Regions from separate parts of the Homo sapiens genome. Here regions 2 and 3 are each linked to region 1. A link is an interaction called in ENCODE POLR2A ChIA-PET data of the cell type or tissue named here. Cell type or tissue: MCF 10A. All regions are shown on one strand. Links, peaks and the distances in the headings refer to the core of each region. The heading gives the core; the rest is flanking DNA. Region 1 has its middle 87 kb from the start of ZCCHC2. Region 2 has its middle 37 kb from the start of ZCCHC2. Region 3 overlaps ZCCHC2 (zinc finger CCHC-type containing 2).

Region 1 (10,859 bases), core at 3,219-8,218:
GATTACAGGCATGAGCCATTGCGCCCAGCTGGGAAAGGTATTTTTCTTTACCAAAGAGAGTAAAGAACTATTGATTAGTAATTAAAGTCTGTGTAAACATACAACATGGTTGCTAAGGGTTTTCTTTTCTTTTCTTTTCTTTTTTTTTTTTTTTGAGACAGAGTCTTGCTCTGTCTCCAGGCTGGAGTGCAGTGGCACAATCTTGGCTCTCTCAACCTCTGCCTCCCACGTTCAAGCAATTCTCCTGCCTCAGTTTCCCGAGTAGCTGGGACTACAGGCGTGCACCACCATGCCCAGCTAATTTTTGTATTTTTAGTAGAGACCGTGTTTCACCATGTTGGCCAGAATGGTCTCGATCTCTTGACCTCATGATCCGCCTGCCTCGGCATCCCAAAGTGCTGGGATTACAGGCGTGAGCCACTGAGCCCAGCCAGGTTGCTAATGCTTTTCTATTATTTTCAGTAATAATTATAAATTAAGGAAAAGGCAAGAAGATTTGAGGATTTTTATCCCTGAAGATGAAATATGGGTTGTATTCAGAAGCTCTCAAAAAATAGTAAGAAATATTATGTTGAAAAATATATCAAACAATGGGAAAAAGTACCTTCGTATTTTTTTCCTAGCTATTAATTGTTAAGTGGGATCTAATTAAACTAAAGAGATTCTGCACAGCAAAAGAAACTACCATCAGAGTGAACAGGCAACCTACAAAATGGGAGAAAATTTTCGCAACCTACTCATCTGACAAAGGGCTAATATCCAGAATCTACAATGAACTCAAACAAATTTACAAGAAAAAAACAAACAACCCCATCAAAAAGTGGGCAAAGGATATGAACAGACACTTCTCAAAAGAAGACATTTATGCAGCCAAAAAAACACATGAAAAAATGCTCATGATCACTGGCCATCAGAGAAATGCAAATCAAAAGCACAATGAGATACCATCTCACACCTGTTAGAATGGCAATCATTAAAAAGTCAGGAAACAACAGGTGCTGGAAAGGATATGGAGAAACAGGAACACTTTTACACTGTTGGTGGGACAGTAAACTAGTTCAACCATTGTGGAAGTCAGTGTGGCGATTCCTCAGGGATCTAGAACTAGAAATACCATTTGACCCAGCCATCCCATCACTGGGTATATACCCAAAGGACTATAAATCATGCTGCTATAATGACACATGCACACGTATGTTTATTGTGGCACTATTCACAATAGCAAAGACTTGGAACCAACCCAAATGTCCAACAATGATAGACTGGATTAAGAAAATGTGGCACATATACACCGTGGAATACTATGCAGCCACAAAAAAGGATGAGTTCATGTCCTTTGTAGGGACATGGATGAAATTGGAAATCATCATTCTCGGTAAACTATCGCAAGGACAAAAAACCAAACACTGCATGTTCTCACTCATAGATGGGAATTGAACAATGAGAACACATGGACACAGGAAGGGGAACATCACACTCTGAGGACTGTTGTGGGGTGGGGGGAGGGGGGAGGGATGGCATTAGGAGATATACCTAATGCTAAATGACGAGTTAATTGGGTGCAGCACACCAGCATGGCACATGTGTACATATGTAACTAACCTGCACATTGTGCACATGTACCCTAAAACTTAAAGTATAATAATAATAATAAAAAAGAAAAAAAATTGTTAAAGCGATTTTCTCAGGCAAAGTGCCCTGATTAACTGAATCTTCCCAACCAATGACCATGTATGCGACAAAGGACCTGGCGACTGAGCCTGTTGAAGGTCTGCTTCCCCAAGGTGTAAAGAAAGAGATTAGTTCCCCACCCCCTACTGCCTCATGGGCCTTCTCACGGCAACCATTGCTTACAAAAGGGTCTGATAATTTTATGTTTTAATGACCCCATTTCCAGCACCAAGTAGCCTGTGATTGCCCCCATTTTTCTCGGGTCATTTGCTTGGCTGCTGAGCTGACAAAGCTGCCGTAGGCCTTCAGTTTACATTCAGAATCACTGATGCGCCACAGCAGACAGCGTAGAGAATGGACTCAGCCTCATCTGAGCCCCAACATAGCTGCTGGGTGCTTGGGTCCCACAGCTGCTTTGTGAGTGAAGCCGTGCCTCAGTTTCCTCACCTGTAATATGAGGGTATTTATACCTACTGTCTTAGTTTGGGTTTCCTCTCTCCCAAGAGCAGAACCTGAGTGAAGACTTGGGAGCAGGTATATTATTTGGAAAGTGTATTAGTTTGAGAAGGCTGCTGGAACCGATGACCACAAACTGGGTGGCTTGAAATAACAGAAATGTATGTGTCAGAGTCCTGGAGGTCAGATGTCCAAACATCAAAGTGTTGGCAGAGCTATGCTCTTTCCGAAGGTCCCAGGGTAAAATCGTCCCCTGCCTCTTCCTCGGCACGCCTGGGCTTGGAGCGGCATCCCTCCGGTCTCTGCCTCCGTCGCCACGTGGCCTTCTCCGTGTCTCTGTGCGTCCCTTTCCCTCTCTTATGAGGACACTCTCATTGGATTGAGGGCTCACCCTAATCCAGTGTGATCTCATCTCCCCCCTTAATTACATCTGCAAAGATCCTGTTTCCAAATGAGGCTGTATTCTGAGGTTCTGGGTGGACGTGGAATTTTGGGGGAATGCAACTTAGCCCCAGCACAGGGCTCATGGCTCCTTTCAGGTCCTAATCCCGGACTTACCCCATGTTGACCTTTAAGACGGACTAACTTAATGGGTATGCGACTTGGACGTCCTAGGAAGGGTAAAGGGTGTGGCTGGCGCTCAGGGTTCCTTCCTCACCACTCACCCCGGCCGAAATGTCCACATAAATCATTTCCAAACGATTTGACTCCACCTTCAAGACTCAGTCCTCCCAGAAATAGGAAAGATCTTCAAGACAGCTGCGATTCTCAAGGCGATGAGGCACATGAGGATCTCTGGCTGGGGGAGGGGGCTTTACAAAGAACATCTGCCCAGGAATCCTGGGAAGGATTCAGGAAGGAGTGCTTTACCAATGAAATAATTTCCACAGTCAACTGCGGCCACTTCTGCCGAGGTTTTACAGACCTCAGGTGTGTAACTTCTGTTTTAAGCTGTGCTTAGCACTTCCCAGCAGCTCGTTGCCCCTAGTGCTTGTTTGGGGGGTGGGGGGGTGGTGTGAATGGAGAGAAGAGTAAGGTTACCAGGCTGCAGCTCCCTGAAAGGGCAAACAACCGGAATTTCACATTTCCTGGAATAAGCAGCCTGAAATGTGTGGCAGGGACAGCAAATCGAATTTGGCTCACTAGCTGAAATCCCCTGTCAGATACGTGTCTGGGCAGAGTGCTGGATTAGGGAAGATTCTGAGGCTCATCTGGGCCAAGTGGGCAGAGCTGTGATAGAGTCGCAACGTGCCACAGACATCCCCAGGGACTCCTCAGGGCATGTGCCACAAATGTGTCATCCCTGGTGAATAGCTTTTTTTAGGACAGCTTCCTAAATGTGTTGTTGCCAGACATAGGTGACAAATTTAAAACACACAAATAAACAAAGTCATAGAAATGAGCTGTTTCTATGCTATTACTCCTTTGCCATATTTCTAAAGACATCTGGTTACTCAATGTAAAACCTTGTGATTTTTGAATCATAAATTCTCAGTGGCAAGGCACTGGGTCTATTTATACTCTCTAGCTGAGTACGTGCCCGATATCAGTTGTGTAACCGGGATTACTGGGCCTGGGCCAAGCCTGAGCTAAGCTAGCTGGAGCTGGGGTGGGTGAGTAAGGAGAAATGGGGATGAGGGTGTTCTAGTTCCAGTTCTGCCCCAAAGGGCTGCTGTATCACCTTGGGTGGTTCATTCCAAGCTTTGGCATCTCAGCTTCCCCATCTCTAAAATGGGAATAATGATTCTACCCCATCCTGCGTCACAGGTTGGAGTGAGATTGTGTGAGGGGGTGTATGGAATGGAAGCATGGCCTTGGGCCGAGCCAGAGTTGTCCTTTAGAACTCATTCCTGCACACTCTGAGGGCAGTGCCATAAAAAATAAGAATGTTTGCATGAGGCGGGCATTGCCCAGGAAATCCAGCTCTGATTGTTAAAAAAGACATCTGGAAATCTCCAGGGCCTAATGGTTCTGAGGATGCCAAACAAGGAAACCAGCTAAAAAGTCAGCAATGTCCCCGGGATGGGGACAAGGAACTGCCTGCGGCCACGCCTGAGGGAGGGAGCAGCGGTTTCAGGATCTGAACTTTCACTTCCTTGACACCATCTGCAGCAGCCCAGGATGGCCCAGCCAAGGCCATCTGACCTCCTAGCCAAGCCCTGAAGGGGCCTGAGAAATCACTCAGTTAAATGTTTGCCCATTTGCTTGTTTGCTTGTTTTTGTTTTTGAGATGGAGTGCAGTGGCGTGATCTCGGTTCACTGCGACCTCCGCCTCCCGGGTTCAAGCGATTCTCCTGCCTCAGCCTCCCGAGTAGCTGGGATTACAGACGCCCGCCACCATGCCTGGCTAATTTTTTGTATTTTTAGTAGAGAGTTTCACCATGTTGGCCAGGCTAGTCTCGAACTCCTGACCTCAGGTGATCCACCCACCTCAGCCTCCCAAAGTGCTGGGATTACAGGAGTGAGCCACCACGCCTGGCCTTGTTTTGTTTTTAATGAGGAAGCAGAAGGAAAAGTCATTTTCGCCAGGATCCCAAAGCTAATTAGTAGCTGAAAGGGAACAAGGACTCCGCTTCCCAGATGCCAGGGATAAAAGAGTACACAGGGAGCCAGAGGGAGACCCCAGAAAGAACCCTCTTCTTCCCCAGCAAGAGCTGGGCTTGAGAGATGACAGGGATGTGTTATTGGTGGGTTCCTTCATAGCGAAAGGGGTTGTCACTTGAGCAGGAGGAAAAAACCTGTGAGATTTCTGTCTTTTAAATCTATTTAATCCAGTCAATAATGAAATCAGTAAGAATTCTTATGATAGTCAGAAGGGTTGGATGTTCCGGAGATCTAAGCTGTGCACGGGAGGCCACTGAATTTTCTGGTTAAAGGCTGCAGTAGATTAAGATCTATGGTATAGCAAGGGAGGGCAGTGGACAGTCTGCCCTGGTGCAGGCAATGACGGGGGACATTGTCTGCAGAGAATTTAACAACACTAATAAAACGATCTAAGCACGGCTCTACGTGTTGGCAATTCTATATAATGTTAGGGACACAGTACTCCTCCTCCAATCATCTTTTGTTGGTCTAAGTTCTAAACAGCTGTGGTTACTGTTGAGTTTAATAGTATAGCTTCCGCTTAAATTAGCACATTTTTACTGTTTATCCTTTAGTAAACATTGTATTCCACATGGAAGTTAATTTGGCTGTCAATTCACAAGCACTCCGCTACACGTGTCTGTTCCAAACAGTGGATGAGAAGTAGACAATGGGAGTGATTGTAGGCAGAGACAAGGAACTTGAATGACTTCAATTCTGTCATTCTCTGCAACCTCTGCAACCAGGCAAAAATATATTCAGACTGTCAGAATGCACCTTGAACAGGTACACCAAGCTTTTTAAAATCGTTCCTTGCAGATCAGCACGGAGAAATGTGGAGAGGGGGCTGTTACCTCCACCAGAAGAAAAGGTGATTGTCAGGGAGAAAATGGACAGTTACATAGAAAAGAGAATCAACAGTCAAAGAAGAAGTGTTGGATGAAATGATCCAAGGTGCCAGTCTTAAATTGCCAGAAGAAGTTTCAGAGGCAGTGTTTGGACACCTCAGTCAATTTTACCAGGAGCTGGACAGAACACAATGGTTTAAGTAAGTCCCTGCTTGCTGTCATTCAGCTGCTTTCCCTGATTTTTGCAGAAAACTTGAAAACCAAGTATAATAGAAACGTATAATACATTTCCCGGTGATGGTTTTCTTAGTGAAAAATGTTCAACTGTGGAGACATTTGAAAGCTGCTACAATAATCCATCCTGAAGAAACAAAGACTTGAAGTGTATTGCCATTTCCGGAATTTGTTGTGCAATGGAATCTGCAAATTTATCCTTATGTTTATGGCTTTTCTGAACTTCTTGTATGCTTTTGGCTACGGGGGAAACAAAACTTCAGAAATTAAGATGAGTCAAAAGTATCCCTCTGCCAACAGTGAGTGAAGCTAGAATAATAAACCTGGCTACATTGCATATTAAATGTGGCTCTGCAAGGAAAATCAACTTTGATTAAATCACTGACAAATTTGCAGAAGTCTCAGAACCAAAAACTATAATGTCCCATGCATTAGCAATATGTAGGTAAAAGTTCTTCCCCTTTTCTCAGAAAAAGACCAGAATTTAAAAGTATTTACTTTTTTTCCTTTTTTGGCAATGTAGTATTTATTTATCTGCCATGATTATATATGTGAAGTTTAATAAAAGAAAAACTGGGGCTGGGCGTAGTGGCTCACACCTGTAATCTCAGCACTGGAACGCCAAGGCAGGAGGATTGCTTGAGCCCAGGATTTTGATACCAGCCTGAGCAACGTAGTGAGACCCCATCTCCACCAAAAAAGGAAAAAAAACAGAGGCAGGCATGGTGGCAAAAAGTTTTTTTGAGACAGGGTCTTGCTCTGTTGCCCAGGCTGGAGTGCAGTGGCACGACCTGGCTCACTGCAACCTCCGCTTCCCAGGCTTAAGCGATTCTCCTGACTCCTGAGTAGCTGGGACTACAGGCACATGCCACCATACCCGGCTAATTTTTTTTTTTTTTTTTTTGTATTTTTAGTAGAGATGGGGTTTCGCCATGTTGGCCAGGCTGTTCTCGAACTCCTGACCTCAAATGATCCATGTGCCTCGGCCTCCCAAAGTGCTGGGATTACAAGCGTGAACCACCGTGCCTGGCCAAAAAAATTGTCTTTAATTAAAAAAAGAAAAGAAAAGAAATTTCATTGTCTGCATTTCTTTCCCTGCCATTATCATTATTTGTTTAATTTTGTGATTATCATTAAAACTAATTTTGTCATATGGTAGAGGCATTGTTAAAGACGATCTACTGCAGGTGTCAAATACACTAGGCCCACTGCTAGAGCGGGCCCAGCATTCTGGGGGGATTTGCCAGTTAAAGGTGACACTCATGTCTATCAAGAGAAGAAGAAGATATAATTTGGTATTAAAACAAGCACCAACATCGGTACCTACATTCCTACGGTTACCTTTATCACATGGCAGATATTTGCCACCTGCTTCTCTTCTTGGCTGACAAAAGGCAATTTGCTGAATCCCAATGGACACAAGTACCTTGATTCTTGTGGAAAGGTCAGCTTCTACTTTGATGCTCTCTTGTTTTCACCCAAGTCCAGCCCTAGGCAGGACTGTGGAATCTGGGCAATTTATCTTTACAGGCTTCCTATGGGCCTCTTCTCTCTGAGAAGAAGGAACTTAATTCCTGCTGCCTCCCAGGCTCTCTTCCCCTGGCTCCGTATCAAATCTTCACACTTAGCGGCTGTGTGATATGTGGAGAAAGCAAGGCTTTTGGGGGTGCAATGACCCTAGTATTGTTCATTCTGGCTCTGTCACTTACTGGCTGTATGATCTAAGGCAATTCATTCTGAGCTTCAATGTTTCCATCTGTAAAATGTGGTTTATAGGCCGGGCGTAGTGGCTTATGCCTGTAATCCTAGCATTTTGGGAGGCTGAGGCAGTCAGATCACTTGAGGTCAGGAGTTTGAGACCAGCCTGGCCAACATGGTGAAACCCTGCCTCTACTAAAAATACAAAAAAAATTAGCCAGGCATGGTGATGGGCACCTGTAATCCCAGCTACTCAGGAGGCTGAAGTGGGAGAATCACTTGAACCCGGGAGGCAGAGGTTGCAGTGAGCTGAGATTGCGCCACTGCACTCCAGCCTAGGTGACAGAGTGAGAATTTGTCTCAAAATAAAATAAAATAATAAAATAAAATGTGGATGATAGCAGGTTATGAGAGTTACATGAGTAAACACACGTACAGGACTTCCAAGTTTCTTCCCTACAAGGACCAAGACTATGCACTCTTGGAGTAGATGTTCTGATGACCAAATTTCTGGTACCAGTCGACAATGGAGTTGCAAGGTATTTTAAGGGCAACCAGTTGTCTCATTGGAAAGAGCTATCCTGCACCGTCAAAGAATTTAGCAATTGGCATAAGGCTTTGGCCTTCCCACTAGGGACCCACATTAAGCTATAATCAGAGTTTCATTTTGGTGCCTACTCTAAACGTGCCATTCTTAGATAGTTGCACTGAAGATTGTGAGACTTTGTTTCTGCCCCATGAGAAGAAGGGCTCAGATCAATTGGCAAAGCCTGCTATGAAGAGGGGATCAGGGAAAGCCGGTCAGTGGAGCTCTGGGTTTGCTCTCCCTGTTTTGACCTCTCAGCTGTCAAAGCCAAATCTGTGTCCTATAGCCTAAGGCCACCCTTTCCTTGCATGCTTGACACAGGTGTGGAATAAAATCTGGTTATTTAAGCAAACATATACCGTTGGCTAGTTTGGATCCAGATAATGTTTTCCTCGAGCCAGGGTCATAATTTGAGAGGTGGGGCGTAGGCCAAACCTTAAAAAGCTGTTTGGCAACTCTAACAACTGGCAAGGAGGAAAGAAATTGGTAAACAATGTTTTAAAAATATGTGAAATGCCAAGCATTCTGTATTTAATTCCTAACATTTATTTATGGGTATTTGCTGCCATTTTTCAGGAATTCCAATAGCAAGTACCCAGTTGTTCCAAACCTCCACCCTGGTGCTCTGGAAACAAGATTCATGCTTCCAGCAGCCTCCAGGAGAATGGGGTAAACCAGGGCAGGACTTGCCCGGGAAGCCTCATACATAAGGACTGAGAGTTGATGACCAGATCCCTGCTTCAACTGACCCCAAAGGGGAGCAGTTTCTGTCCTGGCCCAAAGCCCTGCACCCATGGCACTTCCCTGGGCTGCCCCAACGCCCACGATCTCTTACATCTTTTAATGGCCAGCTAAGGACCTGTTATTTTTAATTGCAGTTTAACCTTTCTGGAGCTTCTTTATTAGTTTGAATTCCTACCACATACTAGAATTTATTTTTATTTATTTATTATTCATTTATTTATTTATTTTGAGACAGAGTCTTGCTCTGCCACCCAGGCTGGGGTGCAGTGGTGCGATCTTGGCTACTGCAAGCTCCGCCTCCCGGGTTCACACCATTCTCCTGCCTCAGCTTCCCAAGTAGCTGGGACTACAGGTGCCCGCCACCACGCCCGGCTAATTTTTTGTATTTTTAGTGGAGACAGGGTTTCACCGTGTTAGCCAGGATGGTCTCGATCTCCTGACCTCGTGATCCGCCCACCTCGGCCTCCCAAAGTGCTGGGATTACAGGGGTGGGCCACCATGCCCGGCCTAGAATTTTTAAAAAATAGTAATCAATGGACTCATTTTAATGCAAGAGGACTCACTCTTATTTGCCCCAAACTACATTCTTTTTACTCTCTGCATCTGATAGCCTGAAATTTGGTAAAACAAACAAACAGTCCTTGATTTTCAAAATTAATCATAATTTTCATGGATTTGCAAACTTCAAGTATAAGCCTCTCAAGTCTTTACCTCTGAAAACTCTCCTACAAAATTCCTCTATCTCTGTTCATTTCAGTGCCCCTGTCCTGCTTTTCCTTGCTTTGCTATAACTTTCTAGAGGTGTAGAGAACAGAAGTGAAAACTCCTTGAGCTGTGGATACCTGTATGTCATGTGATGACATACCAAGGACACAGAAGATTAAACACCGTTGTTAGTTCTCTTCCTCTTCCACCTTTTTTGGAAGAAAGTAAGTCCAGCTTCTCTTGACCTGGAGGAACATCTAAATCAGGCCTCTTTTATTCAGAATGGAGAGACTGTTCTGTCCTCTGGGTTAGAGAAAATGGATGGACTCATATTGGAAGATTTTGACAAAATTAATTGTTTCTGCAGATTGGCATTCCTTGTGAATTTTCCTGAAAGCACTCAGGAAGCTCTAAGGGTATAGTCCTAACTCTTGGGGCTTTGCTAGGGCAACTGTAGAAGGTGTTTGCACCCTGGATTAGAAGCATCAATCTTGGGTGGATTTGGGGACACGGCAGACTACACTTCAAGCCTCAGGGCTGGAGGAAGAAGGACAAAATCACGATTAGATCGAGGTAAATCCAGGTTTGCAAATGTGATTATTCAGAAATGGTGTCTTTTCTATGGGGAAGGCATGTCCCCTAAAAGCTGGTCAGAGCTAAGCTGTGAATTTTCTGTAGCTATTCAATACTGGGCAATGGTCACTAAAGAGGATACAGACCAGAAACCTAAAAAAACCATAAGACCTGGCTCTTATAAAAGATGTCAACAATATATGCTGTGTATGACTCAACTTGGACATGAATATCATTAGAAACTTTAGTGCTTATATTTCTCCAGCTTGAGTTTTCTTTGTTCTATATCCTTCCTTTACTCTTTTTTTCTTTTTTTTGAGATGGAGTTTTGCTCTTTCGTCCAGGCTGGAGTGCAGTGGCGCAATTTCGGCTCACTGCAACCTCCGCCTTACGGTTTCAAGAGATTCTCCTGCCTCAGCCTCCTGAATGGCTGGGATTACAGGCGCCTGGCACCGTGCTCGGCTAATTTTTGTATTTTTAGTAGAGACGGGGTTTCACCATGTTGGCCAGGCTGGTCTTGAGCTCCTGACCTCGTGATCCCCCCGCCTCGGCCTCCCAAAGTGTTGTGATTACAGGCGTGAGACACCGTGCCCAGCCCCTTCCTTTGTTCTTTTAGCAACTGTCCTAGGCTTTCACAGTCCAGTAAGTAGCTACTAGCTGTATATGACTATTTAAATCTAAATTAATTTAAATAAAATACAATTAAAACCTCATTTCCTTAGTTGTACCAGCCACCTTTAAAGTGCTCAAGGTATGGTTTT
Region 2 (10,859 bases), core at 3,344-8,343, 51 kb before region 1:
GCCATATGGTTTTATAGTTTCTAGCCCAATTTTTATTACTAGGAAGAGCTGTCCAATGAATACCTGATGGCTGATTGTTAATTATAATGTGTACTAGTCAGGGTTCTCCAGAGGGAGTTTATTAGGGAGAAATGGCTCACATGATTACAAGGCAAAGTCCCACAACAGGCCATCTGCAAGCTGGGGAAAGAGAGAAACTGGTAGTGGAGTCCAAGTTTGAAAGTTTCAGAACCAGGGAAGCCAACAGTGCAGCCTTCAGTCTGTGGCTGAAGGCCCGAGATACCCTGGGATGCCACTAGTGCAAGTACCAGAATCCAAAGGCAGAAGAACCTGGAGTCTGATGTCCAAGGGCAGGAGGAGTGGAAGCAAGGGTCTGGTACAGGAAGAAAGAGAGAGCCAGAAGATGCAGCAAGCAAACGTATCCTCCCTTCCTCCCCGTGCTTTGTTCTAGCTGTGCTGGCCACTGATTGGATGGCATCCACCCTCATTGAGGGTGGGCCCTCCTCTCCTAGCCCACCCACCATAATGTCAATCTCCTCTGGCAACACCCTCACAGACACACCCAGAAACAATACTAGCCATCTAGGCATTCCTCAGTCCACTCAAGTTGACACCTAATATTAACCATCACATAATGTATAAAAGTTAGCATGACATTCATTTTTCTACACAATAAAAGTCTATTGAGAACCAATTATGAGTCAGGCATTGTCATAGGCATGAGGGAACATTTGTGACCAAAACACACCACCTCTCCTGCCCATCTGAAGCCCACATTCCGGGTCACTTTTTCCTGTCCTTTTGAGGCCAGAAATGCATATTGTAATGTATAATGTAAATGTATGTTGTTTATATTGTTCCCAGGTTATGCAATGTCTTTAGAATCTATATGCCGTGCTGCTGTTGTAAAGCTGTGTGGATGCCTCTGAACAGGTCCATGCACCAAGGTCCCCAGTGATGGGGGTCCATTGCAGTAGGCAGCCGTGTCCTGGTGGCAGTCTGGCAGATGCCTTTAGTGAATTAAAATTTCTTGTAATTTCAGTTAATCATTTGCTGTTATTTCTCCACATGCCGTAGTGTGCCTTATCAGTGGAAATTGTATCTTTACAGCAGTAGTTCTCATACTTTTTGAACTCAGGACCTCTCTATACTCTTAAAAATTATTATTGGAACTCCAAAGAGGTTTGGTTTGTGTGAATTATAGCTGTGTAGTTACCCTATCAAAAATTTTTGAAAATGTTGATTAAATCATTTCAAAGCAATACTAAATCATGCATGAACATGAATAAAAGACTCATCCATTTATGTATGTTAACGTAAATTACATATTTTTATGAAAAATAGCGTTTTCATTTGTTGTTCTGCTTTCCAAAACAAAACACATTTGGTGAGAAAACTGGCATTATTTTATATTTTTATAGGTCTCTTTAATATGAAGCTTAGCATCTATTTGACAGCTGGATTCTCATATCTTCTGTGTTCGATCTGTTATAATACGTTTTTTGTGGAGTTTTTTTTTGTTTTTTTTTTTTTTTTTGGAGACAGAGTCTCACTCTGTCGCTCAGGCTGGAGTGCAGTGGTGCGATCTTGGCTCAACTGCAACCTCTGCCTCCCAGCTTCAAGCAATTCTCCTACCTCAGCCTCCCGAGTAGCTGAGTTTTAATTTAATTACGTGAAAAAAAATCTGACCTTGTACAGATATGAGTTTGGAAAAGAGGGGAGAATTGTCACAGCCTTTCTTATAGTTGTGAATATTATTTGAAACCTCACCAAAAGTAGACTAGTAGCAGTTTCTTAAGTTTAGTTGCAATGTGGAATCTATAAAACTGTATGAGTGAAATTTCCCCAATTAGTTACATTAATCCGTATATTTTGCAATTTGAAAGGATCTTTTATCCATGTTCATGCATTATTTTATAACATCATGCATGGACTGTTTGGAAAATATTCGTTCACTGAGTTGTGGGGATCGTCTAAATATTGACTCATTTTATTATACAATATCAAAACTACATCCATTCACATCACCACTGATCTCACCTGCAAAATCTTTAAGTATTGCGAAGCTCTCAAACTCATGATGCCTGATACAAGACTTGCAAAAATCTAATTTTTGCTTAAAATCTCAAAAGAAGCAAATCTATCAGTTGTTTTTCCTTAGAGTGACAAACTTACTTGGCTCATTTCCAGAAAATGTCTACCAAACAGCCAAGTCTGAATAACCCTAGTTGCCATTCTTTCAAGTAAAAGGAGCGTTCCATATAGAAAGCAGTTAGTTCACCTTGCAAGTCAAACTACAAGTGCTTTTCCTTGAGATTAACCGTGGTAGTTGGATACCCAGCTGAAGTGCTTTATGTATAATTTCTGTTTAATCACACAGAACACTCAAGGACATGTGCTTAAAGGTCAAGACTTAATAAAATTAATAGTTCCGCTGGGTGCGGTGGCTCATGCCTGTAATCCCAGCACTTTGGGAGGCCAAGGTGGGCGGATCACCTGAGGTCAGGAGTTTGAGACCAGCCTGACCAACATAGCAAAACCCTGTCTCTACTAAAAATACAAAAATTAGCCAGGTGTGGTGGTGCATGCCTGTAATCCTAGGTACTCGGGAAGCTGAGACAGGAAAATTGCTCGAACCCAGGAGGCAGAGGTTGTAGTGAGCTGAGATCACGCCACTGCACTCCAGCCTGGGCAGCAGACCAAGACTCCGCCTCAAAAAAAAAAAAAAAAAAAAAAGCTTATATTGCTTTATCAAGGACATTTTAATGTAAAACTTGCTTAGGACAAAACCCATCGTGGATGCCAGTGAAGAATACCATGACTAATGGTAACCATCGGACACCACTGTCCTGATTCATGCTAAGGCAGCTGTAGTTGTATCCCCCATTGCTATCGAAACATCATTACAAATGGCAACACAGTGAAAAAGGCAAATAACATCTTAGTATTTTTATGATCATAATCTTGACTTTGCAGACCCTCTGAAAGAGCCTTGGAGACCCCCAGGGGCCCATAGCATCACACTTTGAGAACTACTGCTTTAGAATCTGTTAGGGGCTGAATTATGTTCCCCCTAAATTTATATCTTGAAGCTCTAGCCTTCAATAATACCCAGAATGTGACTGTGGTCGGAGGTAGGGCTTTTAAAGAGTTGACTAAATTAAAATGAGGCCATTAGGGCAGGCACAAGTCCAATTTGACTGGTGTCCTTATAAGGAAAACAGATTAGGACACCAAGAGAGGCACTAGGGATGCCCGTGCAGAGGAAGGACCATGGGCAGAGGCTGCAAGAGGGAAGCCAGCTGGGAGCCAAGGAGAGAGGCTTCAAGGGAAACCACCCTGCCAGCACCGTGATTGTGGACTTCCAGCCTCCAGAACTGTGGGAAAACAAGTGTGCTGTTTAAGCCAACCTGTGCTATGTTGTTATGGCAGCCCTGGTAAATGAATATAGAGTCTTTCTCAGGCCTACTCCCCACGTCAGATGGCCTCTGCACCTATTGTCTTGAATATACATTTCCCCTCCTCTGCCTGGCAGATCAGCTCCAACACTGGTGTACCTGCGTCCCACCCTCCTTCAGACAGAGCTAACCAGCCCTGCATGGTGCTCATTTTGCCCTAGGTCCACCTTTTCATTACAGCTCTAGCCCAGGCATTTATCTACCCACCAAGCTGCTTCTCTGCTTAGCTGTGAGATTTTTGAATTTGTGGACCAATTCATTTGCCTCTTCATGGCCTCAGTGCCCAATGCAAGGCTTAGTGCATGGATAAATGCATGGATGTTAAATGTGTGGATAAATTTGTGTGGTGTAGCGGTTGCCGTCTATCCTTTCCTTGTGTTTGGCAGCTCTGAGGCAAAGCACACTCTGCTCTGATAGATTTGTGTCCAGGACCTCCTGGCCTATGGCCACAACTTGCTGTATAATATTAGTTTGGATGCTGTTTTAACAACTTAAAAAATTATCACATTATAAAAATGCATTGCCCCTCCTAAAGTATATATCAAATATTGAGTCACAGTTACACTTGCTTTGGGTATAATTTGAAAGAAAATTAAAAACTTCATTTCCCATTAAGACTTCAGTTTTCTTCTTTCTTAAAGTTATGGGCAAGTGTGGTGGCTCACACCTGTAATCCCAGTACTTTGGGAGGCTGAGGTGGGAGGATTGCTTGAGGCCAGGAGTTCGAGACCAGCCTGGGCAACATAGTGAGACTTAGTCTCTACAAAAATTACAAAAATTAGCCAGGTGTGGCCTTCGGTCCCAGCCACGCAGGAGGATCACTTGAGCCCAAGAGGTCAGGAACCATGCGAGTGCCACTGCATTCCAGCCTGGGCAGCAAAGCAAGACGCTGTCTCAAAAAAAAAAATGTTTACAAATTACCTGGGCATAAAGGTTAAGTCCTTGGCATGTACTTAACATAGTATCAAAATATTATCTTTGCCAATAACAAGCTTACTGCTAAAGATTCAAGAAGAGAATTTCAGAACACATAATCAAGAGACAAAAGATATATCCTTGTATTTTATACCAAAGTAGTTTGAGAAGTCACAATTCATTCACTAGACAGTAAGTTCCATGATGATATCATTCTGGTTAGTTCACTGCTATACCCCTAGCAACTAAAATTGTTTTTAACACAGAGAATATCTATAAAATTAATAAATGAATTTATAAAAGACAAAAAGTGAAAATATTACCATTGATTCACAGAATCACTAATTTCCCGGGGAACAAAGAGTATCTTTGGGAGCAAAAGTGTGAGACACAGCATAATCTTTGGTTTGTTTGTTTCTTTAAGATAGGGTTTTGCTCTGCCATCCAGGATGGAATGCAGTGGTGCCATTATGGCTCACTGCAGCCTCCTGGGCTTAGGGGATCCTCCCATCTCAGCCTTCCTAGTAGGTGGGACTACAGGCATGCACCACCGTGTCCAGCTAATTTTTGAATTTTTCCTTATTTTAGAGACAAGCTCTCACTATGTTGCCCAGGCTGATCTCAAACTCCTGACCTCAAGCAGTCCTCTTGCCTTGGCCTCAAAAGTGGTGGAATGACAGCCTGGGTTTTCACTTCAGTTACTACAATAGCATTATGCACGTTGGCCCCAAGGGACAGAGAGCTTGCTGTGTTGACTCACCTTTGCCTCTGACACTATCTTTAAAAAGGCAGTTAAGCTTCTTGGCTCTTTTCCCAGAGGTGAGTCGCTAGTTCACCTGAAATACCCAGTCAGTGCAAGGAGTCCTTCTCAAGGTGCACCCCCCTCAGGTATGGTGGGTGGGTCCTCTTGTTAGTTCAGTCAAGGGGTGACCCCCCAGGGGTGGGTCATTTTGTTAGTTCAGCCAAGGCCTTAAATATTTTCCAGAAAATTCTAATATTCCTTTCATTCAGTTCATTAATAAGCAGTTAATTACTCCTCTTATACAAACACATGATTCCTTTTTCAAGATAAAAAGAGATTTTATGTTCTCTGATCTTTCTCAGGTAATATACTTCTCTATTTCCTCGCTCCTCTCCATCTCCCAGCCCTCAGCAAACCTCTTTAAAATGTTTGCTTTTTGTTCTAAGACATTTGTGTTAGCCCCCTGATGGGCTTAGTGTCCTAATAGGAGGGAACGATGTTTTGAGTGGATCCCACTTGTTTTCAAAAGCATGTTTTCTTAAACATGCTTCACCTTGACAGTGAGGCCGACATTGAGTAATGTCAGAGCGTGCCTCTGCTATTCTCTTGAAAGACGTGTTAATAAAACTTGTCTAGCCTCCCAGGCTTTCTCTTTCTGGCTGGAGGGGGAGGTTTTCCTCTCATTCATTCTGACTCATTTTGTTGTCTCTTCCTCCTAAGAGCCTGCAGCATATCTGCCACGACCATGGTGTGTGACTCAACTGCATATTTTATCCCAGCGCTTGGCGGCACCTGCACGGTTTTGTAAGCCAGCAAGAGGCTGCGTTTCTACCCACTGCAAATCTTTCTTTTTACCTGATTTCTATATCCCACACAGATCCAACAGACAGAATAAAGGTTATATTTATCTGCGAGACCCCCAAAGGTAGGTAGAGTGTTATAAAAAATGAAAAACACATGCCTTAAAAACAGAGAGATTTTAAAGAAATATGAAATAGTAAAATAAGAAGAAATTCACCATCAAATATTAGAAAGTCATGTGAGAGAAGAAAAAAATAAAGATGCTATAGTTTGTGAATCATTCCTCCTCCACACTACCGAACTCTTCACTTGTGAACTCTTGTTTCATTGTATTTTAGGTATTTCTTTGCATGATTTGTTCTCCTTTAGGTTTTGGTTGCTGTAGGATAAAAACCGGGTTTTGTTTACTTCCATATCTCCAGTATCCAGCACAGTGCTTTGCTGGTTTGGGGCTCAACTGTGTTGCTGTGTTGGTGCTCAATAAAGGTTTATTAACGGCAAGAAAAGAAAAATAAACTGTTTCCTAGAGAAGACAGAAAGCCTATTGAGAGAGAAGATTGGAGTCTAACACATTAACCAAAAACAGCACAAAGCGTCCCTGGACCATAAGAAAAGGCGATTTTATGTGGCCATAATGTCATGTCTTGCCTCCAGCTTATTGGAAAGATACAGAGGATTACATACAGAATCGAGAGGGGAGAAGTGACGGAGTGGGGAATAGGGTAAGACTCATTGCAGATGGTGAATTTTAGAGTGGTGTTTTTCACACCCACGCTGTCCTATAGGCGGTAAGGCTGCAAGCAAATTAAATTAATCACAAAGTGTGAAATGCCTATGAATTCACCAGGAATGATTTGGGGATATTTTGAGAATTAAAGATGAGCAAAAGAATAATGGTCTAATGAGAGTTGGAAGAAAAAGAGGTTTCATCATCATTGCCATCCTCTTCCTTCTCAACACCATCATCAAATAAGCAGAAAACATAGTGTCAGTGTCAATACAGCTACACAGGGAAACATCTGCCTGATGAGATGCCTTCTAGAGAGAGATGCCCCTTTTATCAGCAGGTGCAGGAGGCCAATGAGGTAGGCAGGACAGGCAATGAACTGCAGCTTGGTGCTTGTTTTTCCCTGTGATTTTACTATAGTTATCATTGAGTGCCTCCGTTGATATAAGGTTCCCTACAGGGTTAGTATTCTGTTAACGTGGAAGAAGATGGAATCAGGATTTTTATATCTTCTGAAACAGATGGTTATAATTTAAACTTTATGAAATACAGGAAAGAAGAAATGCAATCAAAAACCTGAAAGTCCTAGTTTCTTGTTTTCCAGGCCAAAGCCTGCAGGATAATTGTATAAATAGTTCTGAGACTCCCTTCTATTTTTCTTCCTTCCTGAAGACAATCCGCAAAGTGTCCGTCTGGACATATCTAATGGTTAGCCAGATGGCATTCCAAGAATCGCTTTTCTGAAAGTCTGAGATCTCATCAGATACACTGGAATGATCTTGAGCTGGTGGATGGGAAACAGCGCCAAGGAGAGAAGCTGTGGAATGGAAGGAAGGGAAGAATAGAAAAGGGGGAAATATTTAATTTAAAACATGGAAGGAACAGTTGAGAGTGAGAAGAGAACAGCCTTATAGGTATTAAATCTCTCACCGTCCTTATGATGCAGTGTTGCCCTGAGCTAGTCTCAACACTACCACTGTATCTCTACAGCAGAGTAAATGCTATATTTGGGCTTATAATTGTCACAATCAGGATTGCTAACTGCAACACTTTCCTAGCTGAAATCAAACAGGTTTGAAAGCAAATTAGAATGGCTTTAAGCAAAGCTCATGAACCTTCCCTTCAGGAGCAACCAGAGCTATTCCAGGAGACCCCAGCCTCACATCAAATCCATGGCTGATGCTAGAAATTTGCCCAGAACTTCAGCACCTTGAGTCTACTTCTTGTGAGAATGTACCCTCCCTATACACCATTTTTTTTCATTAGCACTCTCCCAGAGTTAATAGTCAAAGTAAGCTGTATACTGGTCATTCAGGGGTTAGTGAATGAACTTCAATTTTGGTCCTGAGTATAAGGTTTTTAGGCATACAAATGTTTCTATTACATTCATAGATTTGTGCAACCATAACTCTTTTAATGGCTGAATAATATTCCATTGTATGGATACCACATTTTGTTGATTATTTCACGTGTTCATGGACACTTGTGTTTTTTCTACCTTTTGGCTACGGTGAATAGTGCTGTAAGGAACAATGGCACACACATTTCTGTTTGAGTCCATGTTTTCAATTATTTTAAGTCTATAACTAGAAGTCAGATTGTAATTCTATGTTTAGCTTTTGAGGAACCTCCAATTGTTTTCAACTACTGTAAATAGTACTGCAATGAACATTTGTGTATAAATATTTGTTCGAATACCTGTTTTCAATTGTTTTACTTATATACCTAGGAGTGGACTGGCTGGATCATATGGTAATTCTAAGTTTATCTTTTTGAGGAACTGCCAAACTGTTTTCCACAGGGCTGCACTAGTTTTTGTTCCTTTCCACCAGCATTGTAGAAGGGTTCCAATTTCTCCACATCCTCACCAATATTGTTATTTTCCTTTTTTTTAATTTTTTTATTTTTATTTTTTGCAGTTGAAAGATTTAATAGAGTGAAAACAGAGCTCCCATACAAAGGGAGGGGACCCAAAGGGGGTTGCCGTTGCCGGCTCGAATGCCTGGGTTTATATCCTGATCCTTGTCCCTCCCACTGTGCTCTCAGGCAATAGATGATTGGCTATTTCTTTACCTCCTGTTTTTGCCTAATTAGCATTTTAGTGAGCTCTCTGATTGGTCAGGTGTGAGCTAAGTTGCAAGCCCCGTGTTTAAAGGTGAATGCAGTCACCTTCCCAGCTAGGTTTAGGGATTCTTAGTCAGCCTAGGAAATCCAGCTAGTCCTGTCTCTCAGTACCCCCTCTGAACAGGAAAACCCAAGTGCTGTTGGGGAGGTTGGCTGATGACCGCCCTAACTGCTTCCTGCTGAACTGGGGCATAGTAGGGGTTGTGCAGTTGAGATTTCCTTGGGAGGGTTGCCTTCGCTGTCATTAACATTGGAGCATGGGCTAGCAGGCTGGTCCAGGGGTCTGTGGTAGATCTTAGTCATGGACTGCATCTGGGGCTCCATTTGAAGAATGATTTGTAGTTTTACAGCTTTGATTCTGGAAGAGACAAACTTAACAAGGAGGTTAAAGATACAGGGATTGAAATGTATGGCCTGCAGTACAGGGGATTATTTCTTTGGCACACTTTACGGGCCCTGACTATCTGCTTGATAATTTTGAAAAGGCCTGGTCCAGTAAATAATAATTTGGCCATCTGATGGGTGCTATCAATGCCTAAATATTTTCCATTTTTAAAAATAGCCATTCTAGTGGGCATGAAGTGTTATCTCATTGTGGTTTTGATTTGCATTTCCATAATGACTAATGATATTGAGTATCTTTTCATGTGCTTGTTGGTAATTTGTGTATTTTCTTTGGAGAAATGTCTATTGAAGTCTTTTGCCCATTTTTAAATTGAGTTGTCTTTTAGTTGTTAGGTTGTGCTGGATGCTAGACCCTTTCAGGCATATAATTTACAAATACTTTCTCTTATTCTATGAATTGTATTTTCACTCTCTTGATATAATTCTTTAGAGCACAGAAGTTTTAAATTTTGATGAAGTCTAATTGTTGTTTGTGGCTTTGGTGTCATTTCTAAGAATTCATGGACAAATGTGAGGTCATGAAGATTTACCTCTATGTTTTCTTCCAAGAGTGTTATAGTTTTAGCTCTTACATTTAGATTTCTGATCGATGTTAAGTAATTTTTATCTATGGTGTGAAGTAGAATCCAATTTTATTAATAGTATTTTGCATGTGAATATCCAGTTGTCCCTGCACCATTTGTTGAAAAGACTATTCTTTTCCTACCATGTGGTCTTGGCATCCTAGTCAAAAATCAGTTGACCACAGATGTATAGGTTTGTACTATTCATTCTATTTTATTGGTCTGTGTGTCTACCCTTAAACAAAAATAATGAAGCATAACAAATCAAAAATACGATCATATACTAATATAATACCTACATAGTTATCTTTACCATTGTTCTTTCTTTTTATTATTATTGCTCTTTATTTTTCATATAGCTTTGAGATACTGTCTAGGTACTAGAATTATTTTCATTATAGTTTGAAGGACTTTTTCAGGTCTATAGGCAGAAAACTCCCTCAGCTTTTTTGTTTATCTAGGAATGTCTCTCTTCTCTGTTCCTGCTTTTAAGATTTTTTTTCTTCCTGCTTTCAAGATTTTCTTCATCTTTGTCTTTTGATGGTTTGATTATGTGTCTGGAGTTCTTTGAGCTTCTTTAAAATCAAATTTGGGAAATGTGAGGCTACTCTTTCTTCAAATATTCTTTCCATCCCTTTCTTTCTCTGGGACTTTCATAATGCATATGTTAGAATACTGCAAATTATTCCACAGTTCTTTATGCTCTATTCACATGTCTTCATTTTTTTTCTTTCTGTTCCTCAAACTAGATAATTTCAATGAGCTCATCAAGTTTACTGATTCTTTCTTCTGCCTGCATAAATCTGCTGTTGAAGCTCTAGTAAAATTTTCATTTCAGTTATTGTATTTTTCAGCTCCAGAATTCCTATTTGCTTCCTTTATATAATTCAATTTCTTTATTGATATTTTTGTGGCATTATTTGTCTGGTTTCTTTTAATTTTTTTGTCAATGATTGCCTTTATCTATTTGAGGATATTTAAGGCAGTTGATTTAAAGCTTTGCCTAGTAAGACAATGTCTGTGCTTCCTCAGGGATACTTTCTGTTCATTTGGCTTTTTTTCCTGCAAATTGGCCATACTTTCTTGTATCTTTGTGCACCACGTGATTTTTTGGTTAGAAACTG
Region 3 (10,859 bases), core at 3,293-8,292, 100 kb before region 1:
AGAGCCAGAAGGTGGCCTGTCCTCGGTCTGGGGAAATGGGGGAAGAGCATTTCAGGCAAGAGGACAGTGAAGCCTTTAGGAAGGCAAGCTGTGAGCTCCAGCAGCAAAAGAGGCCAGCCTGACTGAGCGTGGAGAGTAAAGAGCGAGACGCATGCCGCAGTAAGACACCAGGAGATGAGGGCTGAAATTCTGCAAACTGAGGATCTTTCTCCCTTAAAGCAAAGCTGGAGTTTGGAAATTCATTCAACGAGCAAGTGGTGGGATGGCTGAGGATGAAGAATGAAGATTCCTGCTCTCCATGAGAATATCTACTGGAAAGATCTGTGAAAGGTACGAGGGCAGAGTATCATGGATGAAGGAGAAAACATTCTAGTGGAGGGTCAGAAATAACTCCATGAGAGAGGGACAGCCAAAATTTGGCAAGCAATGCCTTTGGAGAGGAACTGAAGTGAGGATTCACAAAAACGTGGCATGGTTCCACCTGGCTTCAGGGTGCGTGCCATCCAACCTGAGGAGAAAAGGCGTAGCTCAAGCAGGGAGAAGTAAGGAAGATGTGGACAAGGAATTCCCGATACAGCTGACGGGCAAGAAGAAGACATGCAAAGTCTTCACCTGGGAGCACAGAATCAGAGCTGGGCTCTACAGCTAATCCCAGCTGTGGAAAGGACGGGCACCAAAACCAATCATGGGTAAGAAGACAGGGCAATGCAGTGGCAATAAAAGCGTCACAGAGAACAAAGAGGAGGAGGAAAATACCAGGGAGAACAATGCCAGGAAAGACAATGCCTGTGATCTTGACTTAAAACACAATGGCATTTTTAAAGATGTATCTTACATCTTAATTGCGTCCCTAAATCTAAGGCTCTTACTTCTTTTTAATAAAATAGCCAGGGTTATTTTAATGTGATGTAACTTCAAAAAAACTTGGCAAACCATGCAGTAGTATATGATAAAAAACAGTACATTCTCTTAATTAAAAACAAACATATATACCTTTTCCCTTAAATTAGCAAACCTGCCACAAGTTTTCCCAAAGATCATTGAGCACAGCACGTGAGGTATCTTTTGTGGGGAAAATGGCTTACTTTGAAAGTGTACTCCCAGTATTTGTCAGCTCTTTTTCTCTGGACTCCTTTCAACATTATCTTCTCAATGTGTACAGCTGAAAGAAAAAAAACACACGGTGACTTGTGCTACAAAGACTATAGACACATTTCACTTACCTAAAGTAACCCTAAAAGTTGACAAGTGCTTAACAATTAAGCTACTCACTTTCATCTTTATGACTGGTCTTAAATCATGAAATAAAAAAAAAGAAGACAAAAAAACTAGAAGCATAGCAATGTGCCATCCACCCATGAAAAAAATTTTTTTCTATACCCATACGACATGCTGAGTGTTTAAGTAAATTCAAACACTCTATTAACACCAAAGATTTTAAGGATAAAAATAAAAGGTACCTGCAATTAAAATATTTTTCCAAATGATAATCTTCCAACTTGTTATTCAGATTACCACAAATACGGCATTTTAATATCAACTAAATATGGTTCTTTCAATTATTAATACATAGTAGGTATAAACTACAAAATATCTAGTTTTACATTTAATTTTTTTAAAAAACTACTCAAAAGTAATATACCAAGCTGAGGAATTTAAAAATTATTTGTCTCAAATGTAACCCTCAATATCATATAATGATAAATATAAACTGAACATTATAATAAACGTTCATTGTGGCAAAATTTTTTTACATTACAGAGATAAAATAGTAAACATAAATTATATTAAACTTTAAAACACTCTGAATTGAACTAGATAATCAGTTTATTCATGAAGTAAGCAAATGTATAAATCCCCCAACTATCCATTTTACGACACCTTTAATAAAAGTACCACCTTAGGAAATAAATCAATTTCAAAAGAGCCAATCTACAAAGCGTACTCTACTCTAAGGACTTAAAGACACTGCTGTTCAGGGTATGAACAGAAGAAACCACACTTTCAGGATAATGAGGGAGGTAATATCAGGCTGATAATGAATATGCTAAAGGTTACAGAGAAGAGGTTAGGAAAGTAACTCAACAGAATGGGTGTGGGGGGTACACTGTTGGATTCAGGAGAGCAGGAGATGGAGGAAAAAAGGGGCATTCATTCATTTTGCCTTAGAGGAAGAAGTTAAAATAGACAAAGTGGAATACACAAAGTGACAAAAGCATAGAGGAGGAGTAAGACTGTTAAAAGACCACGGAAGGTGGGCAGTGAGAAGGCATGAAGCATAAGATACAGAAATACACAGGGGAAAAGACACTTATAATAAACAAAGGATATAACATTACCAGTATTTTGTGTCAACTTCCCAAATATATAGTGTTTGGTGGCCTGCTTGTGGGCCAGTTTCCCCTTTGCGGGCCAGAAATGTTGAGGATGGAAACAACGGAAAATCTCAAAAAGCCAGGCAAAAGCCTGTAACTCCTTAGAACTGTGCAATAGGATAAGAGCCAAAGTGGTGATGGGAGGGTATGCTGTTTCCAAAAGCTGTTATATTAAGTTAAAGGATGACGCCATTCAACAAAAATCTTCTGAACTAATCTTATATTCAGAAATAAAGCAGCTCTACTTCTGCAAATCATTGGTCCCCTCAAGGGTAGGGGATCTTGGGTTTTGTTTGGTCAGAACCCAGTTTTGCTTAGCAGAAAAAGCCACTATGACATTACAGGACATGGGAACACAGCTTCAGTGATAATTTCAAGTTCTGTCTGGTGTTGGCTACCAGAATCAAGGTAAGAGAAGACAGGAGTATGTGATGAGGAATGGCCATAGTGAAAGTACCCCCAACCCTCATAAATTAAAACTAAAAAGCATGTATTACACTTTTTAAGAAGTAGGAATACAAGAAAAATAATCTACAGTACCACCTTTACAGTTAATTGTCAGCATTTTGATATAATCTCTACGTTCTTCTAAAATATTTTTATTAAAAAAAAGGACCTTCATTGTAAAACCAACTCCACTTCAGGTTATTCGTATGTTCAATGAGTTTAGCTGAAGTAGTCTGATTAAAGTACTTTAGTTGGGAAGATAGGAGTACCGTGATCGTCTTGAATAGAAGTGGTCATTATATAAACACTTATGTTCAACATTAAAAATTCAGACCTATTTTTCCTCTGTGAGGAAAAATGTATTACACAAAAAGGATTATTACTGGTAAAAAAAAAAAAAAAGGAGACATAATGACATAAATTCAAAATTGTTATAACTGAGTGTGAAGCTTATCATATATCCTTGGCTCTTTTAAAGCCCAGATGGCAGTCTACATTTTCCATTTCAGTTTCTCTCCCAGCACAGGTTAATGGCTCCCCAAATGCAAAGAGGAAAGAATAATTTGAATTCATTCCTGTTCAGATGGCAATGTCCTTCCACCCATTCATTCCAGCCCTCTTAAAAACTGCATTATTGCAGGAAGAATGGATTTGTAAGTAACTTATTTACTCTTCCAGAGAACTTGTATAAAATTCATTTTCTCAGTAGACACTGAGCTCAATTCTGCAAATAAAGCACTATACTAAATACTCTGGGGGTCTCTGCCCCCCAGAAGCATGCAACCAGGTTTAAGATTCAGCCAAGACAATGGACTACAGAGCAGAATGACTGTGTGCGTGCTAGGACAAGCAGGGCTGTGGCGCAGGAAACACCCAGCGTGCAGATGGCAGAACTAGGAGGACTGGCTCTTGAGTGAAGCCTAGGACCAGTAGGACTTCTCCACTTCAAAAAGGAGAGTAAAAAGTTTAGAGTTAATCAGCGTAAAGAGCACCCTGTAATCTTTTGATGTATTAATGCTTTAAGTTTACAAAAAAGAGAGCATACCTTCTCGCTGAGCTCTGTGAGGTGCCACGGTAAGTCCGTCCTGAGGTATTGGAGCTTGCTCTATTAAGCTGCTCTCGTTATTTTGCATGTAATCACCATGAGCAGAGTTGTTCTAGATGAGAAAGAGGGAGATACGTTAACTTAAACCATGGACTAAGAGTAATAATCACAGATTTAGGTCTTCTCATTTTACTAACAACCATTTTAGTGGCAATTTTTAGAGGTCCAATAGGTGACTGCACACTATGGGCACAAAGGCACAGTGTGAGAGCCGCAAGCAGAAGATGAGCACTCTATTAATTATTGACTGTCCTAGCTTTCTTGGGACACAGGAAATTGCTTAATAATATACAGAGTTGCCAATGATGTCAATTCTGAATCCAAATCAAAGGAACACATAACAAATGGTGCCCTTTACACTAATCCTCCATAGGGAACGGCATGTGTACTTTTTACAAGAATCACTACACCATTTTTATTCATTGTTTGGTTTTAATAACAGTCTAAAAAGATGCTTTATTAGGAAAAAGTCTTATGAAAGGTATCATCAATACATGCCAAGGATTTCTAAACAAGAATATGTACAGGCAGGGAGTTTACCATTAAGGTTCAGTCATCTAACAGCAACTGGGTGCTCTAAACCTAACTGAGTTTGCTCAGCCAATCACTAGTGAACCGGGGTAACTTTGACTCCTAGATCCGATGCTTGGAGTAATAAAGGTGATGCCAAACTTACAAACAGCTCGCCAGAAATCAAGCACTGTCACATACAAACTGTTACAACATCATATTAAGTAAGTAAATAAATAGCCTTATGACAGTTTTTTATTACAGCTTGCACCTTATCCCCTCCCTTTATGTGCAGAATCTCAAAACACTACTCATATCAAAATCAACTTGGTTTTAAGAATCAATTATGATTTTACAAATCTGCAGTAAACATACATTAATATTTTTTTCTGTAAAAAATTAGGCAAATAGAAGACCCTAAGCTCCCCACAAATCTCAATTTAAAAATATTTTGTTCTGCTGTCTAATCACACATCCCGACCCGACAGTAAGTATGAATTGCTCTGTTTATGAGAACAGAGCACATTATATACTTTTGGGAGCTAAACTTCTGCCTTCTAGTCTGTCTTCCTTTATTTAGAAACCCAAGGAAACAAAGACTGTCTACCTAAAACCATTTAATAAGGAGAGTACAGACCTCTTCAGTCAACATCCAACTTCTGAAACACTTGGCCTGATAGCCTTTACCAATTTTCAATGCGACTGGTTTTTTAAAAATGCAGATATGAATTATTTTAATAACAAAACCATACATATCCTAACCCAGACCATATATTTTATTAAAAAATGTAAAACCACATTTACCCACGAGAGATTCTGCTTCTCAAAAATTTTAATATTGCTGTAAATACTTTAAAAAACAAAGAAAATAAAGTGCTATATAATCCTCTCAAATAGTTGTGTTAACTGGAAGAAGCTTGGGTGAATAGGTTAACCAATTCTTTCTTTTTTTTTTTTTTTTTGAGACAGGGTCTCTCTCTGTTGCCCAGACTGAAGTACACCGGCATGATCATAGCTCACTGCAGCCTCAAATTCCCGGCTTCAAGTGATCCTCTCAACTCGGCATCCCAAAGTGCTGGAATTACAGGTGTGAGTCATTGTACCTGGCCAGTCAACCATTGCTTAAAGCGAAATATTTCTCTACATTGCTCATATATAGTTCACAAATTTAAAGCAATACTTTCAAATGTAAACTAATGCAAAATATGAAAAAAATGTTTTCATTAGTGAGATGCATAAGAAGATACCACTTTATACCCATTAGGATGACTATTATTAAAAAAGACAGTGTTGGCAAGGACATGAAGAAAATGGAACCCTTACACATTGATGGTGGAAACAAAAATAGTATAGCTACTGTTGAAGACAGTCAGGCAGTTCCTCAAAATATTAAACACAGAATTATTTTATGACCCAGCAATTCCACTTCTAAGATACACCCAAAAGAACTGAAAGCAGAAATGCAAACATAATCTGTACATCAGTGTTCATAGCAGTTATTCACAATAGCCACAAGGTGTAAACTCAAAACCCATCAATGGATGAACAGATAAACAAAATATGGTGTACACATCCAATTACCTATGATTCAGCCTTAAAAAGGAATGCAATTCTGATACATAATAGGATTTAGATGAATCCCAAAGAGAGTATGCTAGGTGAAATAAGCCAGACACAAAAGAACAAATACAGCATGATTCCACTTATATGAGATACCTAGAATAGTCAAGTTGATAAAGAAAGTAGAATAGTGGCTAGGTGTGGTAGCTCACGCCTGCAATCCCAGCACTTTGGGAGGCCAAGGTGGGAGGATCACATAAGGCAAGTATTTCAAGACAGACTGGGCGACACTGCACGATCCTATCGCTACAAAAGAATTTTTTTTTTTTGTTAGCCAGAAGTGGTGGTATGTGCCTGTAGTCCTCGTTAGATGGGAGGACTGCTTGGGCCCAGGAGTTCAAGGCTGCAGTGACCCATGACTGCGCCACTGCACTTCAGCCTGGGCAACAGGGCAAGACCCTGTCTCTAAAGCAAACAAAAAAAGTAGAATAGTAGTTACCAGGTACTGGAGGGAATAGGGTGTTATTTTTTAAATGGGTATAGCATTTCTGTTTGGGATGATAGAATGTTTGGAGACAGAGGTGATGACTCATGACAACGGGAACGTACTTAATGCTACTGAACCGTACACTAAAAAGGAGAAAATGAGAATTTTATGCTATATATTTTATATCACAATAAAAACTAAAAATGGAAATGATCACACTGCCTCCACAAACATTAAATTGAAGCAACTGTATGAAAGTAGTTTGCTTCACAATCAAAATCACATTTTTGAAGTCTGAAGTTAACTTTATGAACCCAATTTAACCAAGTAACCTCCTGTTTAATAACCTAGGGAGAAAAATGAAGTTTGAGTTTCTATCCAAAGTCCTAAGTTCATCAACCCATGATATATCTACTAATTAAATGTTTATTTTCTCCTCCAAGTCTCAGCATGTATCAATGCTATAAAATCACGTAGACTATGTTTAGAAGCTATTACTAAACTCACTCATGTAACGCTGCATGAGCTGGAGATGAGAATCGGCAGCCCCAATGGTGGGTGGCTGCTCGGCGATGCTGTCTGCCCTGCACTCCCTCTTTACTTTCCTTAGGGGGATGGGTAGCATAAAATCTGAGAACTCCTTCTTTAATGGAATCATATAAAGAGGAATGGCACCCACTTTATCTGTTAAGTTCAGATTCCCATGAAAATGCAGAACAGATGAAATGCCAGAATCAGTATTTTACAAAGACTAGTTGGAGAAAAGTGTCAGGACCACGAGAAAAGTGGATTTTTCTCTGTTTGTATCAAGAAAGCAGGGTTTAAAGATTCTAAACCTGCAAAAATACGCACAAGCATACAAAGAACTTTAGTAGGAGTGCATTCTCCTTTCTTAACTCGCCTGAGGCAGAGCTTCTTCTGTCCTATCGCTTGCCTCAAGAGCTACTGGTTAGCACAAACCTACACGGCATGTGGTTCAGGTGGTCTAGATGGTTTTGCCACAGATCACACGTAGACCCATCACAATTACATACTTGAGATTTCTTAACTGTGGGGACCTTGTGAAACAGCCAAGTAGCTGGACATCCTAAAAAACTCTTCTCTGAAAACATACCATTAGAACAAAGGTCATAGATGGAGTTTTAGTTCGTCTAACAATATTCTACATGGTTCTTGTAGTCCCTCGATATAGACTATAAATTTAAAAATCCAAGATATTCCAAATATAATAACACAGCAGTAAGAGTTTTTTATTTTTTAAAACCAAAGTCACTAACTTCTTCTGAAGTTTTCCCAATTGTCAAATGAGACTTAGAAAATTAACAGCAATATATAACAACATTCTATTAAGCTTCCGTGGCGGATTAAAGGTAGCTAAAAATTATTTAATATTCCTCCCGCTGAAAAGTGGAACCAATTCCCCACCCAGTGGATCTAGGCTGGCTTTAGAATGTGCTGGTGGTGATGCTCTTCTAAAGTTAGGTCCTGGGAAGCCTCAGCCCTGGGCCTCCTGGACACTTGGGCTTGGAGTCCTGAGACACCACATGAGACATGCACTTCTCCTGGCAGCCGCACTTGATGGACCACGTGGAGAGAGGAGAGGGGTCTAGGGATGCCATCTGGGCCCCAGCTGTGTCCCAGACACCCTAGAACAGAGACAAACTCTTCACTATAGTTATTTGTCTAAATCCCTCACCCACAAAACTGTGAGAGATGGTAATAAAATGGTCATTGTTTTACACCACTAAGTTTGGGGGTAATTCTGTTCTTTAAATAGGCAGATTCATAGGTCTCCTCCTTCAGCACTGGCATCTGTGCTTCCTTTGCCAACATGCTCTCACTACAGAAGGAAAACATCTTTTAACCCTAGAACTAGGAAGATGATCCAGAAATTGCTATATCCCTGGGCCAGCAGCCCCCACATCTTTAAGTCCCCACATCAGGGTGTTCTGGGGTGAGGTGAAAAGAATGCATGCATGAGTGCACAAGGATCTAGAGAAGCGCACATCTCCTCCCCAGCCCACATCTGACTCTGCCTTCGCTGTCGCAGTCTCGCCCCACGAGAGATGAGGGAGGGAGGCCAAGGGGTCGTCAGGAAGGATGTGAGCCTGGGCTCAGAAGCTGGAAGGAGCTTCCATGCCTTCTAGCACCTGCAGCAGAGCCACTGCTTCACCCCCAGTGCAAAAACATTCTTGGAACCTTGTAGAAACATAAGCTTATAGAACCTAAGAAGGATCTACGGCAGTAACTGATTTACTATATAGTGTTGCCAACACTGCATTAGGACTTGTGTTTCACACCACTAGTTATTATAGAATGGGCAATTTTCCCAAACTAATAAAACTACTCAATACTCAATGCCACAACCTCTCTGTATGAGGGATGACCTCTTTTCAAGCAAATACTCCCAAACATTACAGCATTTGGTTCACATGTGACCATGCCGTCTCCCATTTAGGACCACCAGTGAATTTCAATCATTTGATACCCAAGACAAAAATCAACTGTACTACGGGACACATCCCAATTTAGACATTTCTAACAAGAAACATAAAAATTCCCCAACATTTATGTTATAGAGCGTTCACTTCAGTGACCAAAGTTTAATTATCTTTCCAATCACACAAGGCACTACCCCAATTCTACATCTGACTCACACCACCCCTCAAGTAGATCATAAACTGGAGATCAAACACTACAGGCTACCTACCATCAACTATCCAAGCAATAAGAAAATAGGTTAATATATGACTTTTCCATCCTATCAAAATGTCACTGCTAGGTCTGCACCAATTTATGCACCCACACACAAAAGCTCAATTAACACAGGGAGTACAAATAATCAGATTTTTTTTTTTTTTTTTAAGACAGGATCTCCCTCTGTCTCCCAGGCTGGATTGCACAGCAACGCAATCACGGCTCACTTCAGCCTTGACCTCTCTGCTCAAGCAATCTTCCCACCTCCGTCTCTTGAGTAGCTAGGACTACAGGCATGTACCACCATGCCAGGCTAATTTTTTTTAGAGATGGGGTCTTGGTATGTTGCCTAGGCTGCTAATAGTCTGATTTGGAAGGTATATTAAATAAGCACAGCCAGTCAGCATCCACCCATTGAAGATTCAATTCAAATCTACACTTGTTCCACGCTTTTTATATAAAGAAACAATTCCTCTTATTTCCAAAATAACTGTACCTATCCTATATAACTGCAAATTTTTTTATAAAGTAAATACTGGTAAGTACAATTCAAAATAAGACAAAATCACTGCCTGATATACTTAGTCTTTTTTTTTTTTTTTTTTTGAGGCAGAGTTTTGCTCTTGTTGCCCAGGCTGGAGTGCAATGTCACCATATCGGGTCACTGCAATCTCTGCCTCCCAGGTTCAAACGATTCTCCTGCCTTAGCCTTTGGAGTAACTGGAATTATAGGCATGCACCACCACGCCCAGCTAATTTTTGTATTTTTTTTAAATCAGAGACAGGGTTTCACTATGTTGGTCAGGCTGGTCTCGAACTCCTGGCCTCAGGTGATCCACCTGCCTTGGCCTCCCAAAGTGCTGGGTTTACAGGCTTGAGCCACTGTGCCCAGCCTCGATATACTTAATCTTAAAGCAGTGTATCATATTGGTATTTTTTCTTTTTTCTTTTTTTGAGACGAAGTCTGACTCTGTCACCCTGGTTGGAGTGCAGTGGCATGATCTCGGCTCACTGCAACCTCTGCCTCCCGGGTTCAAGTGATTCTGCTGCCTCAGCCTCAGGAGTAACTGGGATTACAGGCGCCCACTACACGCCCGACTAATTTTTGTATTTTTAGTAGAGACAGGGTTTCACTATGTTGGCCAGTCTGGTATCGAACTCCTGACCTCAAGTGATCCACCCGCCTCGGCCTCCCAAAGTGCTGGGATTACAGGCGTAAGCCACCACACCCAGCCTCGTATTTTTCAAAGCTATATATTTTCCAAGTCCAAACACAGGAAATTATGACTGAGCAATGATGATATATACAACACTGACAAAAAAATGAGGCACAATGCCCGAGCCTTTGGGGAACTTAAAATTCTAGTGTGAAAGATCAAATTTATTTATTTACTTATTTTTAAGACAGGGTCTCACTCTGTTACCCAGGCTGGAGTGCAGTGGCATGATCTCAGCTCACTGCAGCCTCTGCCTCCAGGGCTCAAATGATCCTCCAGGCTGGGTCAAGCTATCCTCCTGGGCTCAAGTGATCCTCCTGCCTCCGCCTCCTGAGTAGCTGGGACTACAGACATGCACCACTACGCCCAGCTAATTTTTGTATTTTTCTGTAGAGACTGGTTTTTGCCATGTTGCCCAGGCTGGTCTTGAACTCCTGGGCTCAAGCAATCCACCCGCCTCA

Evidence for each region. ChIA-PET counts read pairs that join two places held together with the same protein. Peaks named below come from ENCODE experiments on the same cell type or tissue, not always from the same donor. Only the 100,000 strongest peaks of a DNase experiment are listed, where the experiment ranks them.
Region 2: POLR2A ChIA-PET joins it to region 1 with 8 read pairs; 4 of 35 experiments call an interaction of 5 or more read pairs at or near these places.
Region 3: POLR2A ChIA-PET joins it to region 1 with 7 read pairs; 18 of 35 experiments call an interaction of 5 or more read pairs at or near these places.

What each region holds. Positions count from the first base shown.
Region 1 is chr18:62,430,127-62,440,985 of GRCh38, reverse strand. No RefSeq gene overlaps it. Among named protein-coding and RNA genes, the nearest start is that of ZCCHC2, 87 kb to the left of the region's middle. In MCF 10A, for the core only: no CTCF peak of the experiment used is centred there; DNase peaks (open chromatin) are centred at 3,325 and 3,685.
Region 2 is chr18:62,480,789-62,491,647 of GRCh38, reverse strand. No RefSeq gene overlaps it. Among named protein-coding and RNA genes, the nearest start is that of ZCCHC2, 37 kb to the left of the region's middle. In MCF 10A, for the core only: no CTCF peak of the experiment used is centred there; DNase peaks (open chromatin) are centred at 5,157 and 5,797.
Region 3 is chr18:62,532,801-62,543,659 of GRCh38, reverse strand. ZCCHC2 (zinc finger CCHC-type containing 2) reads right to left here. Exons shown (of 14, transcript NM_017742.6): 2 at 3,868-3,979; 3 at 1,086-1,162. Among named protein-coding and RNA genes, the nearest start is that of ZCCHC2, 15 kb to the right of the region's middle. In MCF 10A, for the core only: no CTCF peak of the experiment used is centred there; a DNase peak (open chromatin) is centred at 5,509.